2 separate regions of the Homo sapiens genome follow, and region 2 is linked to region 1. A link is a contact called in ENCODE Hi-C data. All regions are on one chromosome and are shown on one strand. Each heading gives the region's core, a stretch centred on a gene start or an enhancer-like site at or near the end of the contact. The rest is flanking DNA. Distances are from core to core; before and after follow the strand shown.

Region 1 (7,224 bases), core at 3,626-6,125:
TACTTCAAATGGGTTACTTAGGAAATGGAGCTATCAAATCCTTCCTATGACATTATGCCCCTACTAAAATAAATAACAAGCAAATAAAATGTAATACAAAGAAACAAACTTCAAAAATCAAACCTATCAGGAGCAACTTACACTTACAGGATGCTTAGAATGTCAACCATTGTTCTAAGTACCTCTCACACACTAACTGGATCTTCTTAACTCTATGAAAGTTGACTGTCCCCTTACACTGATGAAGAAACAAACACATTAGGGCCAGGCGCAATGTGGCTCATGCCTATAATCCCAGCCCTTTGGGAGGCCGAGGCAGGCACGTTACCTGAGGTCAGGAGTTCGAGACCAGCCTGGCCAACATGCTGAAACCCCATCTCTACTAAAAACACAAAAATTAGCCGGGAGTGGTGGCAAGCACCTGTAATCCCAGCTACTTGGGAGGCTGAGGCAGGAGAATCACTTGAACCCAGGAGGCGGAGGTTGCAGTGAGCCGAGATCGCGCCACTGCACTCCAGCCTGGGCAACAGAGCGAAACTCCGTCTCAAAAAAATAAAATAAAATAAAATTTTAAAAAATAAATAAAACGTATGAGGAGCTACTACCCCAACATCACAGCTAGTAAAGGATAGAGCCTGAGTTTGAACTCACTTTAACCACTATGCTACAACACAAAGACTTCAATGATTTTTCTTACACAAATTTTTTGTTTGTTTGTTTTTGAGAGGGTGTCTCCCTCTATCGCCCAGGCTGGAGTGCAATGGCGCGATCTTGGCTCACTGCAACCTCCACCTCCTGGGTTCAAGCGATTCTCCCACCTCAGCCTCCCGAGTAGCTGGGACTACAGGTACCCGCCACCACGCCCAGCTAATTTGTGTATTTTTAGTAGAGACGGGGATTCACCATGCTGGCCAAGATGGTCTCAATCTCTTGACCTCGTGATCCGCCCGCCTTGGCCTTCCAAAGTGCTTGGATTACAGGCGTGAGCCACTGCACCCAGCAAGACTGCATCTTATTAAATGGTGCTAGGGAATTCAGCACAATGATATGAGTTCTATCAATTTCATTTACCCATGTAATCACTCGACCCATTTAGTACAGACGCTCAACTATAGATCATAAACTTGATTAGAAACACAAGTTTTTGGAAGGATGATCTACACGGATCAAGACTAACAAAACAGCTGGGAAAATTCCGCAGATTCAGTCATCTAAGACAGACCCAGGTTTGAATCCTAGTGTTCATTTAATAATTTTGTGGCCTTGAACAAGGGAATTAACTTCTTTGCATCTCTGTTTCATCATCCACAAAAAAAGCCCAACACTATCTACCTCATAGGATTAGCCTAGGGTATAAACAGCATAGAAAGCACCTCACACCTCCTAGAGCATAGCCCGGAGCACCTAGTCCCTCTCCTCTGGCTCTATGGTTACAGGGCAATTAATTGCACTCTTACCGAATCCAATCCCAGAGGGGTAAACAGCCAAATCTCTCCAGCATCAGCGCTCTCAGAGTCTTTTCTTTTTAACTTCAAGTTTCTATTGGTGGCAGAGCAGGAGATACCACCTTCGTGGTACCTAAACTGAACGATACTCAACAATTCTTTACTACACAGCTCTAGGGTCCTAGCCCTCCTCTACTACCAGAATGTCTGAGCATAAAGTATAAATGTCTCGTGTTAGCTGCTTTCCTTTTTTGCATTTCAGTGACTTATACTGTAAATGTTATTTGTGAAATGAGTCCAATTCACATGCACTAGAAAAATACAAGTTCTAGTGAATACCAATGTTTCTGCCATGCCTCTCCCCTGACTTCCTACCATTCACATTCTTCTTTATTCTTTTTATATAAATGACACCAAAAATTGAACAAACCCAACAAATTATTTCAACCAACTTCATCAAAATGTGTCAAGTCAGGAATTCTTTATAATAGTACTGCTACAAGTTGTACTAGGGAGATTCCTTTGTCAGCTACTCGTCTGACAAGGTTGTATATATACTGCACTGATAGATTTAATCAACAAGTTGATGTTCAAAAGGTCTATTAATACATTTCCTTTTATCAGTACCCCTTATATTTATATTACCTTCTGTTAGCTTGAAAGGCTCCTAGAACACAGGAAGCAGTTACCTCTAATTCTTTCGGGAGACTGGTGTCATGGTAATCATGCAAAACCTTTAATTAGGTGTCGAGAATACAAATATCAAAAAGATTCTTAGACATACGTATTAAAATGCTTAACACTTCTTTGAAGCAACCAATGCAAAAATATCATCTCTGCAAGGGGTCACTCCATTTACCACCAGTGTCTCCCACATTAATACCCAAAGCTGGTATACGTTAAAAGAAAAATGTCATAAACTGACGGTGAGCTTTGCAACAATTTTTATGCCATTAACATGTCACTTTATTAAGTTCCTTAGCAATAAGAAAAACTTTTCCCAGGCACGTAGTTTTCGTCCCCCATACAGTTTAGTATTTTGTCCTGTAGGTCGGATTCCAACAACTCAAACGTCAAAAAAAATAGTAGTTATTTATGAATTTAATGATTGCGATTACATACATCTCAGTGCAGGATAGGGTTGAAAAAAAAAATCATATTCCAAACAAGAAAACCTGGATTTAAGAGCAAGAAGCCTAATCACACATCACACGCCTAACTGCTCTCAGGCATACTTTCTTCCTGCAGCCCCTCCCCCACAGGTAAATGCTAACTATTTCTAGAACTCTCAACTATTTGGGAAGCTTGCCATCAACTCCCATGATACCACCCAACCCACACCATGTTTTCGGGGAGACAAAGGTGCCCTACTTCCCCAGACTATAAACTATTAAAATGGTGAGAACATACAATCCCAGGAAGTCGGCATTACTAAAATACATCAATGTAGCATGGGTCTTATTTTAACAAAAATGAAAATGAATCACACTGGAAAACCCAAACAGTCACTCATTGTATCTTCAACGTGTAATCGAAATTATTTATTCCAAGTTATTTCAGGTAAGTAGATGAACACACCACGAGGGCCTTATTATCCAAACTGGTGAAGAAGCCTTTAGGAAAAACGGAGGGGGAAGATCACTTAATTATATGAGGTGGGGGGTAGAGCAACCATTCAGTCTTAAAATTCAAACTAAAAATAACCTGGCATTTTCACCCCCCACATTTTATTAACAAGCTTGTTTAGATCAGCATACGGTTCCTGTTTGGAAAACAAGAAAGTGAATAGTAAACTTTCCTAAGTCAACTGTAAATCACATAGGTACTAAAACTCTTCACCCCTGGTGCCTGCACAGTCCAAGATTTCAAGTAAACTCCAGACACTGAGAACACCTAATTTTTAACTAGTTTCCAACATTTCTCATTTGTAATCACCAAATTATCTTAGAGACACTTAGATAACCTAACAAAGAGAGCATTTTTTAAAAGCCACAACCCAAATTTTACATGAAATACACCATTTTCACAACCTAAATTTAATCCCGGTTGCCACTGCGAAGTGATGCCTGTTTCAGCAAATTAAGAACTTCCAAAAATACTGAACACGTTAACACATGCATGGCTTCCCTCGAGCTGCCATTTAAGATTAATATTCCACTTAAATAAAAGTCTGCTTCTGTTCAAAAAATTAAATCGGTTGCAAAGAGGAAGTTACCGAGAAACCACCCTCACAACGTGGCCTTTACACTGTCAGAAAATAACGTGACTCTGTGCCACCCAAAACTTACCAGGAAGCTGGCAATAACTTTGCCAATTCTACACTCCTGAACCCAACTTCAAAGAGCCTCCACCAAATACCTCCTTAAGACGATAAAAAGCACTAAGTTACAAATAAACACGTCCCGGAGCAAGGCCCGGCTGCCGCGCGCCCCTCCCCCGGCCGGCGCCCCCGCCCCGGACGCGCGGCCCCAACAGCCGCCCGCAGCCCCCAGCACGCCGGCCGGGGTCGCCGCGCCCGGGCCGGGGACGCGCCCGGGGAGGGGAGATTTCCATTGCCGCCCGAGGTTTCACAAAATAGCATGCACCGAAAAGCTCCTTCTCCTCTGCTAAAAATAGGCTATAAAGGAGTCGGCCTCATGATGGCTCCTTGATTCAATTTGCTGCAAATCCTTTCCTGAAAGCCTCCCCCCCCAAACACACACGCACAAAAAGGGGGTGTAAATGCACGAAGGGAGGAAGAGGGGGAGAAGGCCGAGGTGCACATTTTCGGGGACAACATAATTAGGGTGAGGATCCCCCGAGACCGGGAAAGGGTAGGGGGGTGGGCAGGCACGTGAGCATTTCAAAGAAACCTGAGAGAGGAAAACGGGGGGATGGGGGCGCCCCAAGTGCCCTCCCTGCCTTCCCTTCCCCCACGCAAGCCCAGTTCCCCCAAGGGCCAAGTTGAAAAATGCATGTTCCACTCGCGCCCATCCCCCCGCGGCCCAGCGCCCCCGGCCGCCTCTGGCCCGCGCCCCCCGCCCAGGCCCCCGGCCGCCCCCACTCCAGGGTCCGGCCCCCAGCGCTTACCTGGAAACGGTGGCCTCCAACGCCGCTCCCCCCTCCCGGGAATGGAGGCACAAGGAAATTCCCCTCCTCGCCGCCGCCGCCACCGCCTCCAACCACCCCCAAAATAACCCCTCCGGGGGGTGAGAGGCAATTATAACCCCAGCGAGCGGAGGGCGCGGGGGATGGGCGCCGGGCGGGCGGGGGCGGGGAGCGCGGCGCGGGTCCCCAGGTGGCGAGCGGAGGTGCTCCCGCCGCGGGGGGAGGGGCGGGGGCGCACGCGGCCGGCGGCGGGGGGAGGCGGCGCGCGGGGGAAGGGCGCGAGCGGGGAGAGGAATTGAGGCAGAAGGTAAAAGCTGTTACTAAGGGAAAGAGCCAAACGGTTCGGAGCAGCCAACGGCTCAGACACTCAACACTGGGGAGAGAGGAATGGGGACCAGCCAGGCACAAATGAGCTCGCGAGGCCCGCGGCGGCGGCGGCGGCGGCGGCCGCGCAGCAAAACAAACCCGAGCGGCCTGCGCCGGGCGGGCGGGCGAGCGGGCGGGCGGGCGCGCGGGGGAGGGGCCGGCGGGGGAGGGGCGCCGCGGACGCCGGGAGGCGGCGGCGGCGCGGCGGGGGGGCTCCAGCGGCCGCGCTCCTCTCCTTCCCGGCCCGCTCTGGCGGCACTGGGGGCTGGGCTGTGCGGCGCATTCTTTTAAAAATCAGGCGAGCCCCGCGGGCACTCGAAGGCGCCTCGGGGCCCCGGGCCGCCCGCCCCGCCCCCACCGCCGCGGGCCGGCCTGGGTGTGCTCGGGTGTGGGCCGCTGGGCCCGAGACGGGTGGGGGCGGGGAGGCCCGCGCGGTGGCCGGGGTGGAGCCGCCGGCGAAGTTTCCCCAAGGACGCCGCGGGCTCCCGCGTGTCCGGGGGGCGGCCCGGCGGCGTTGGGGGCTGGGCGCACACGCGGCGGGCATGTGGGGGAGTGCGGCGCGGCATCATATGGACATTTGTTTGTGAAAATCTCTGTGAACACCTTTGTGTGCGTAAATACATATGGTTCTCCGAAGCGTACCTGGAAAGGTGCTTTATCTGTAATAAGCGACTTTCAAAATGTGATCCAGAGCACGGGATCTGGAGAGAAAACACGCACACAAGAAAAGGTTTTTGATACTAAACACAAAGCTGTAATTGAAGTATTTATGCCCAAATGTACTGTGAATCAAGCATATGGTGGTATTTATCATCTGGTGGGTCTGTTTGAAAGGTTTGCTCGATCAGTTCTTATTTCACAAAAATAAAATAATGTAACTAAATGTTTACTAAATATATACCTGCACAGTGGCATCCACAGTAGAAGTTTATCCACTTTGTGTACTTTTTGCATGTGTGAAGCACAGCAAGGCGGTTTATAAAGTATAACTTAGATGAGTGATAATGTGGCAGTATGGTTGAGGGAGGGTTGTTTTTAAAGAAGGGAGGCACCTCACAGGTTTTAAAGCAAATGGGGTGGTAATCTTTCTAAGACTTTCAGAAAGATGGGGTAGGGTGCTTTTTAGAGCTTTGTATAAGCTCAGGACTGGAGAAGCAGCCACCCTTTTACATTAAGATACGACTTGAAACCTTTTTGTTATTTCGCTTATTACTGCCTTCAAAGCAAAATAATGTTTGCAGCTTTCTTAAAGGTGAAGGGTTCTGTTTTCCTACTTTCATCAGAATATTTGAAAATAGATGTAGTGATCACTTTAAAGCAACCATCATTTCCTCTCAATATCAGAAACCTGAAGTTTTGCGACACACACACACACACACACACACACACACACACACACACACTACTCGTAACTTGCACCAGTCTGGACTCCTGGTGGCCTAATAAGTTCAGTAATTAGACAGGTGCTTTCTTGGCCAAGGTCAATGTCTCTTTCCCCCCTGAGCCCTTGCTTGGGGGAGCTGCCAGAGGCCTTTCCTGAATGACCTAGTGGGGCAGGGAGCAGGAAAACCATCAGAGGAAAGGGAGTGGGATTGGAAACTCCCTTCCAACCACCAGAGAGTTCAAAGCATATTAGTGGTGTGTCCTTAGAGCTATTTTCATGTATGAAAGTGGGAATGTTGGATTAAACAATGTCACCCGATGGGAATTTAGATAACTGCAGGTTTCCAAAACACTATGCAGAGTGTACAGGGAAACCGCACAAAGCAAGTTTTGCATTTCAATAGGATTCTAAAGCTGAGGCTTGTTTACCTCAGAACTAACACCTTTCAGAAGACTTTATTTCAGAATTGAAAAGAGTATATAGTATCTTCCTTTTTTTTTTTTTGAGTTGATAAATGACGTAGATATCACTAAACATACCCTGTCTTCAGTAAGTAAACTATCTCGGTGGAGCCACTCAATGAAACATATCTATTGGCTTAGATTATTTTTTAAGTTTCATATTGTGCCACCACGGGCGGGTCCTCTCCATACAGCAGTGACTGTAAAATCAAACCCCACTTTCAGTGAGTGAGGACTTCTCAACCATACCATTCTTAAAGCGTCATATTCAAAGCTGCCCACCCCACCCCTTCTCCTTCCCCTAAATGACTTCTATCCCTTATTCCACAAGGGAGGAGACACCCTCCTTCAGGTTCATAGGATCAGGTCTTCCAGCCTGAAGTTCTTATACCCTACACCAAGCTGCCTCCTAAAGTTGTTCAGTGTTAGTTGAGCCTCCTCACAATGATAATAATCCATGCATTTGTTTATATCCCTGTAG
Region 2 (7,028 bases), core at 2,554-5,053, 1.8 Mb after region 1:
AGAAACACTCCTGTATGGTACAGTGTTAATGAAATTGACAACTGTCCTTTGTGAAAATAGTCTATCCCCAGAATACATATGTCATGCCATACCTTTATTGACTCCAATAGGGATGACACTGTGTCCAAGGGCTGAAGAAGAGACCTGGAGACGTGAACAAGACATAATGCTTATCAGGGGAACTTACATACAAAGACAACTTGGAAAAGAAACAACATGCATTTTGCTGCTTTTAAACTGTTCACTTAGAGAATAAAACTATCTACCAAAGTATAAAACACAAAACAACACAGAAGCCAGGTATGGTGGCATGTGCTTATAGTCTCAGCTATTCAGGAGGCTAAGGAGGGAGGCTCACTTCAAACCAAGAGTTCAAGGCTGCAGTGAGCGATGAACTCACCTGTGAATAGTCAGTGTACTCCAGCCTGGGCAACATAGTGAGACCCTCAACTCTTAAAAAAAAAAAGCAACTCATATGTGTGAGCAGAGCAATATAAGGATTCCATAAATGTATGAATCAGTGCAAATTTTCAACCAAGCATGACTCAGAGAAAAGAATATAGACTAAAAGAATGTAAAGGTAAAAGACCGGTCTATTACTTCTGAATTCTCATGCTCACTGCTCGTGTAACCCAGGACAAATCAGTGCTACCCTCTAGGACCAGTAATTAAAGTGATTAGGTTAGACTGAAAAGTTTCCTTTTGACTCTGTCTAAAACTTAATACAAAGAATATCAAAGACAATCAAAAGGTTTGTTGCTACATTCCATAACAGTTATGGTTTAAATTATTAGAAAAGTCCTAAGGTTTTTATTCTAATAGTATTTATTATGACAGAATATAGAGTAAAATCTCAATTAGCATAAGGTAGAATTAAACATGGAAACTTCCTGGAGTTTTAACCCAGGAAAGGGTAGATAATTTGATTAAAACTCCAAACTTCCTCTAGAAAAATACACAAACACATTTTGCATAAAATTTAAAAGATTCACTGATGCTTAGAAAGATTTAATTCTGAGAAAAACTGGGATTCAAACATGAGGAGAAGAAGAAAGGAGGAGTTACCCTAATTAACTGGTTACCTAGCCAATAGAAAAGAAGGATATCCAGGCGGCTCTTGGTTTAAAATCTAAATGCATTGTATTTGACAGCCACTTTATAATAGAATTAAACTTTTTATGGCTAGTCTCCAACTTAAACTCTGAGGTCTCTTGAAACTAGAAAGTGAATACAGCTTTTCTACTCATAGTTAAGCTTTTAAAAATATTAACAGAATCTTTTCATTCATTCATTAGGAAAAGGAAGTGGTTTTTCATTTTCATTCGCAAGCCAGTTTCCTGTTCACGCTTAAAAAAATAAATAAATAAATTTGGCATAAGGAATGATGAGGTGCCCTCTTCTGTTTCTAAACAGTTAATGCAGGGTTTTTGAATACTAGCAATTTGAAGGATTTTGCATTAAACTTTGAACACAGCAAGATTTTAAAATCTGAAAGAATTTCTGTTGACCTCCAGTGATTGGAATACCTCTTTATGCAGCAGAAGTTCCTCTTTGCCAATTAAAAAGTCCTCATTTCTCTCTGTGTAATAGCACACCCTGTTCCTGGCTGAGAAGAAAACAAAATTAACCTTGGGCTGGCGGCTGTGCTGCCTGATTTCCCTGGGCGAGTGAATGAGCTCACCAAATGTATAAATAATGTGCCCAAGTCTCCTTGTTGCTCAGTTTTTTCATATTCATTGAACAGAAGCCTTGAGCGCAATTCCAAACTGCTAATGTGTTAATACTTTCACCAGAGCTTGACTCCAGTTGCTGAAAAAACAAATATAAAACAGTAAACCCAGAAGGATGACCCAAACTTCCTGTTCTTTATTGGCAGAATTTTGCTGTGCAACTTACAAAGTTTGACAAATTATGCAAAGAAGCAAATGTAAAAGGACAGCTCTGAGATCCAAATTGAGGTGCTGTAGCACAGTTGCTTTAGTGGAACTACCACTGGGCTGCTGCCAGTCGCATCTGGGCAGGAAGGAAATGCAAATTAAAAGGAAAAATTAGGCCATTTTAGAGCAAAGTGAATTTTCAGCAAAAGCTCAGTGCTAACACTGAAAAATAAAGAAGGTATTATTCAGTTTTAAATCAGATTGATTAATTCTTTCTCTTGGTTATTCCAAAGTGCTTCTTTCGCTCTTCCCCGAGACACTGAGGTGTTTTGATAACGACTCATTATTTCTGTAGCACCAGTTCTTATCTTTGTTACTTCATTCAACCTCTTTTCATCTCATTCAACCACAGAAAGTGATTTTGACCTTTTACAAGACCCATAACCTTTACTGAAATCAAAGCTAATTGCTTTTCTTTTTAAATGTCTTTTAATCACCTTCAAAACTAAACAAATAACTTCAATCTAGAAAAATCAGACCTTGGAATCAGAATGAATGTTAGACATCCCTCTACTGCTTAGCAGTCCTGTGAACCTGAGATTCCTCAGCTATTAGGTCCAGAAATACCTGTCTCATTTATGTCACCAAATAGTTGTTAGGATAAAATGAGATTACATATGGAAATATACTTTAATAGCATTTATTGAGTACTTAATATGTATTAGGCACTATTCTTAGCCCTTATTACTTACTAACTCATTTACTCTTCACAAGAAATTCAAGAGAGAGAATTTTATCCCTACTTTACAGATAAGAAAACTGAGGCAGAGAAACTAAGTAACCTGCCTAAAGTCTCCTAGCTACTAAATCTGAAATTCAAACCCAGGTAGTCTGACTCCAGAGCTCACACTCTACAACCATATACACCACCTTCCAGTGTGGATATGAGTGTGGTTATTCATTCATTAATTTATCAGCTGTCTATTGAACATCTACCATGTGCCACACACTCTGTTGGATTATTAATGGAAAATAATCAAATCTATAGGATTCACTCTTTACTATCTTCACTCTTTTTGCCCTATAGGAAATGAAGAGGAAAGGGTATAGGAAGAGAAAAGAAAGAAAACTCTAAACCTATCATTAAGAACATTTGCAAAATAGTCACATAGAGCCTTAAGATGCCACAGTTCAAATGAGAGGACTCCTCCTCTCCGGCATAGACCCAGTCACCACGGATAAGACTTGGGAGTGAGGAGACAATGGCGCAAAGCAGACCCCAACCTCTCCACAGGCAGGGGCAGAGGGATGATGGGAGAAGCACAGACAAGATGAGTCAGGACCAGAGGCTTGAGCTCATTGAATGGCAGAGTCACGGAGTGGCAAACTCCAAACCCCCATGGCTAATCCTCACCGTTCTTCACTAGGTTTCTGCAAGACCTAAGAAAACTTCTGCAAAAGCACTTCCTTGACTGTGAATTTATCTGCAATGTCAGAGGTAATGTAAAACCATAAGAAGGTGACTCCTATTGACCTCCAGTCCCAACAAGGACTCCAAAATTGATAGCTGCGTATGAAAGACATAGATATTTAATCTGCACATATGTATTTAATTTTTTAAATGGGGGAAGAGAGGCTCAAGTCCTAGAATTCACTGATAATCATCTATAAACAATTATTATTTAGAAGATAATTAATAGTTTTAACACTAATAGGCCTTTTTCTTCCAAAGCAGTCTTCTCCAGAAACTTCAAGTAAGTTTAAATTCATTAGTTAATCACCTTCTTCTGTAATAAGCAGTCACTGTTATTATTTATCCTATTTTTAAGAAAGAAAAAATTTAAATAAAGCAAGAATAATTGAGACATTTAGGCATTTCTATAAAAAGCCACAGCATGTCACCTGCCAGGAAGAACGCCTCTATAAGGCAACATGCACATTTTCTTTCACTTGAAGGTATCAGTTCCTCTTTGAAGACGCTAGCTAAATATGGACTCTATCCTCTTCCATAATCTACCCCTCTAATAAATACTTACAGCATTAACTTGGAAAGCTCAACACCCCTCTCTCATCATACCCTTAGCCCATCTTCTAGGACACCCAGAAAGGGGAGGATCATAGGGCCGATTGTTATCAATCAGTTCTCTATCACACACCAAACACAACACAGACACACATACACACTGTGTATGAATGCTTACACACCCTCCTGACCCTGAACTTGCTGGTAATTTTCATGGACATAGATGAAATGAATAAGAGGTTCACTAAATTAATGGCTGTCAATTGGGCCAACCAACAGTAGTCCCGGGCCCCTGAGTTCAGATGTTTACTCAAAAAAAACAATTTCAAAATCATTTCAGAAGTGAAAGAGTAGACAGAAGTGACTACAGACATTTTTCAAAAGTAAAGTAGAAGACTGAAGAGTGTGTACGATTGCAAAATGGAGAAGAAAGAGAAGCTCCATTGTGTTTGTTTTTCTCCCCAGCAGGGCTGTCATTTAAGTCGTCAAAGGGTAATGGAAGTCATCAATAACGTGGCAGTGCCTGGAAACTTTTCATATTCAGCTTTGGAAAGACAGATTGGCTCTAGGAGGCTCCATATATCAAGGGAGATTTAGGTCTTATCTGAAAAGGCACTTCCAAACAGAAAGTCTGGCTACCAAGGCTTAACAAGAGAAAGGTGTAAATTCTGTAAATTCGTGAGACATATTCTTCCAAAGGCTGAACTAAGTGACATAGGATCACAGATTCCCAGAAAATATTTTAAGGATGTAGATTCTTATTCCAGGTGGATTCCAGTAATAATCCCTATAATCTTTCATTGAAAGTTCCCAGTGTCCAGAAGGTCACTACCAAGGCAGTCTTACATTTTTTGAATACTAAGTGCTGGGGCTCAGAAAATGATATCCCAAAATAAAGGCCTCAGAACCCAAAGTTTTTCCTCTAACTTCCTACCCTCCTGTCTTTGCCTTTTTATTCTCCCCTAAGGCTAGTCATAGAAACTGGAATCTTCTTCTCCAAAGTGGGCTATAGAAACCAGAACCCTTTTTCCCCATAGCCAGCCATAAAACCTGAACATGTTGCTCTAACTTTCCTCCCACCTTTCTATGTAAAAATCTGCCATAAAGAAACTATCTAGCCTAGTTGTTCAATCATAGGTTATAAGACCCCACCCCCAATTCCAGAGAGTGTCTTGCCCCACACCCAGAAGGAAGGAATGCATGCACAGAGAGGCCAAGAAGAATCTAGACAGGCCGGGCACAGTAGCTCACGCCTGTAATCCCAACACTTTGGAAGGCCAAGGCAGGCAGATCACCTGAGGTCAGGAGTTCGAGGCCAGCCTAGCCAACATGGTGAAACCCTGTCTCTACTAAAAATACAAAAATTATCCGGGCGTGGTGGCCGGCACCTGTAATCCCAGCTACTCGGGAGGCTGAGGCAGAAGAATCGCTTGAACCCGGGAGGTGGAGGTTGCAGTGAGCTGAGGTCGCGCCATTGCACTCCGGCCTGGGTGACAAGAGCAAAACTCCGTCTCATTAAGAAAAAAAAAAAAAAAAAGAAGAAAAATAATCTAGACAGATAGGCTTTATTGGGTTTCCCTACTCACTCTATTAGCATTAAATGATACCCTTTTTGTCCAATCATATTTGCACATGGTTGTCCATACTTTGTTAAACCTAAGCATAAAACTGGACAGTTTTCCCTGCTTTGGGTCTTTATTCTAAAGGTTCCTGTGTCACATAAAACTGTGATCAAATAAATTTGTATGTCTTTTCTTTGATTAATATGCCTTTGTCAGTGATATTCAGTGAACCTGCAGAACACAAAAGGGAAGCCTTCCCTTGGTCCCTACATGAGCTTAAACCCAATATTTTTCATTTGTTTCACAGGACTACACTTTCTTATGTAATCTCAATACTGAAATCCTGCACATATTCCTGATATTTTTCCAAGTAAAATGTACCTGGGAAGATAGTTAATATGCTGAATCTAAATTTTAATGCTATTTGAAATAATCAATTAGATAAAATATTTTGTCAATTTTGTCCTTTGGGAACATAACTAAAAGGTACATAAACTTTGATGTCTAAGTGAGCATGTTTTATATATTACACAAATCAGCATTGTCAAAGTTATATTTGGATTTTTATTAGGATAGGAGCAAATATAATTCAAAGGCAACCTTTCAGGTCCTGACCCTGGTTCTGCCTGACAGGCAAAATCCTAACAGCCTAAGAATATTCTTAGGCATTATTTTATTTTTAGGTGAAACTTTTCCTTGCTATTATTATAGTCTTTTAAAAATGATTTACTCTTTTAAAATTTAATTATTTTATATACATTTTCTCATTTTTGATCAGAGACCATCCTATCAATATTATTTATAAACCCCAATGTCACAGGTTATATAGACAATTACAAGATCCTCTTCTGAAAAAAGTAAGAGACAAAACAGATTCAGTTTTCAAGCAGGATCAAATGACAGGAGAAACAGTGTCCACCTAGCAGAATAGTGAAGTGGGAAGTAGAAACTCCAAGTGCAGGTATGAGTCAGGAACAAGACATGAAGCAAGATCAAATTGCCTGAGGTGAAACTACTGCTCAGCTCTGCTTATCAGCAATGTCGTGGCCAGTGATATGATATGCCCAACAGGAGTGAGGCCTCCCCATGGGCAAGGACAAGTGTCCATATCAGATTCAGCTGTGACAACTAGAATAGAGTCTTCACTTGTCCCTGATCCAAGCAGAGAAACTTAGAAGGAAACTAGTTCAAGAGCCAGATGTTCAGACACTCCAAAAAAAGGTTTATTAAAATAAAATAGAAGATAATATTATCAACATTTGTTTAACTTTAGTTTTTAAATAATTACAGGTTCACATGAAGTCACAAAAATAGTTTAAAGAGGTCCCATATACCCATCAGTCAGTTTTCTCCAAAGGTAACAATTTATAAAACAATAGTATAATTTCAAAATCGAGAAATTGACATTGGTACAACCTACAGACCTTATTCAGATTTCACCTGTTTTATTTTCATTCACTCATTTGTATGTGTTTCTGTGTATGTGTATAGTTCTGTGTAATTTTACCACATAGGTAGATTTTTATATATTATCAAGCTTTAAATTTCATGAATATGGTAAACTAC

The links. Hi-C counts contacts between places; a loop is a spot of excess contacts on that map. Pooled maps may share reads with other maps.
Region 2: a loop to region 1 is called in a pooled map, with 6 times the contacts of the local background. The contact joins the enhancer-like site here to the promoter of TBL1XR1 in region 1. A Hi-C loop is called at or near these places in 3 of 37 single-sample maps with no recorded cell type and 5 of 50 pooled maps.

What each region holds. Positions count from the first base shown.
Region 1 is chr3:177,192,607-177,199,830 of GRCh38, forward strand. TBL1XR1 (TBL1X/Y related 1) reads right to left here and starts at 4,876. Exons shown (of 16, transcript NM_024665.7): 1 at 4,515-4,876. RefSeq lists enhancers at 1,094-1,684, 4,453-4,962, 4,963-5,470 and silencers at 3,918-3,967, 4,448-4,547, 4,658-4,847, 5,088-5,467.
Region 2 is chr3:178,965,353-178,972,380 of GRCh38, forward strand. It overlaps LOC124906307 (a long non-coding RNA gene), which reads right to left. Exons shown (of 3, transcript XR_007096179.1): 2 at 93-144. Among named protein-coding and RNA genes, the nearest start is that of ZMAT3, 100 kb to the right of the region's middle. RefSeq lists a silencer at 6,366-6,566. Within about 2 kb of position 3,804, at least 3 of the 41 ENCODE cell types and tissues checked have a DNase peak (open chromatin) inside an H3K27ac peak, as active enhancers do.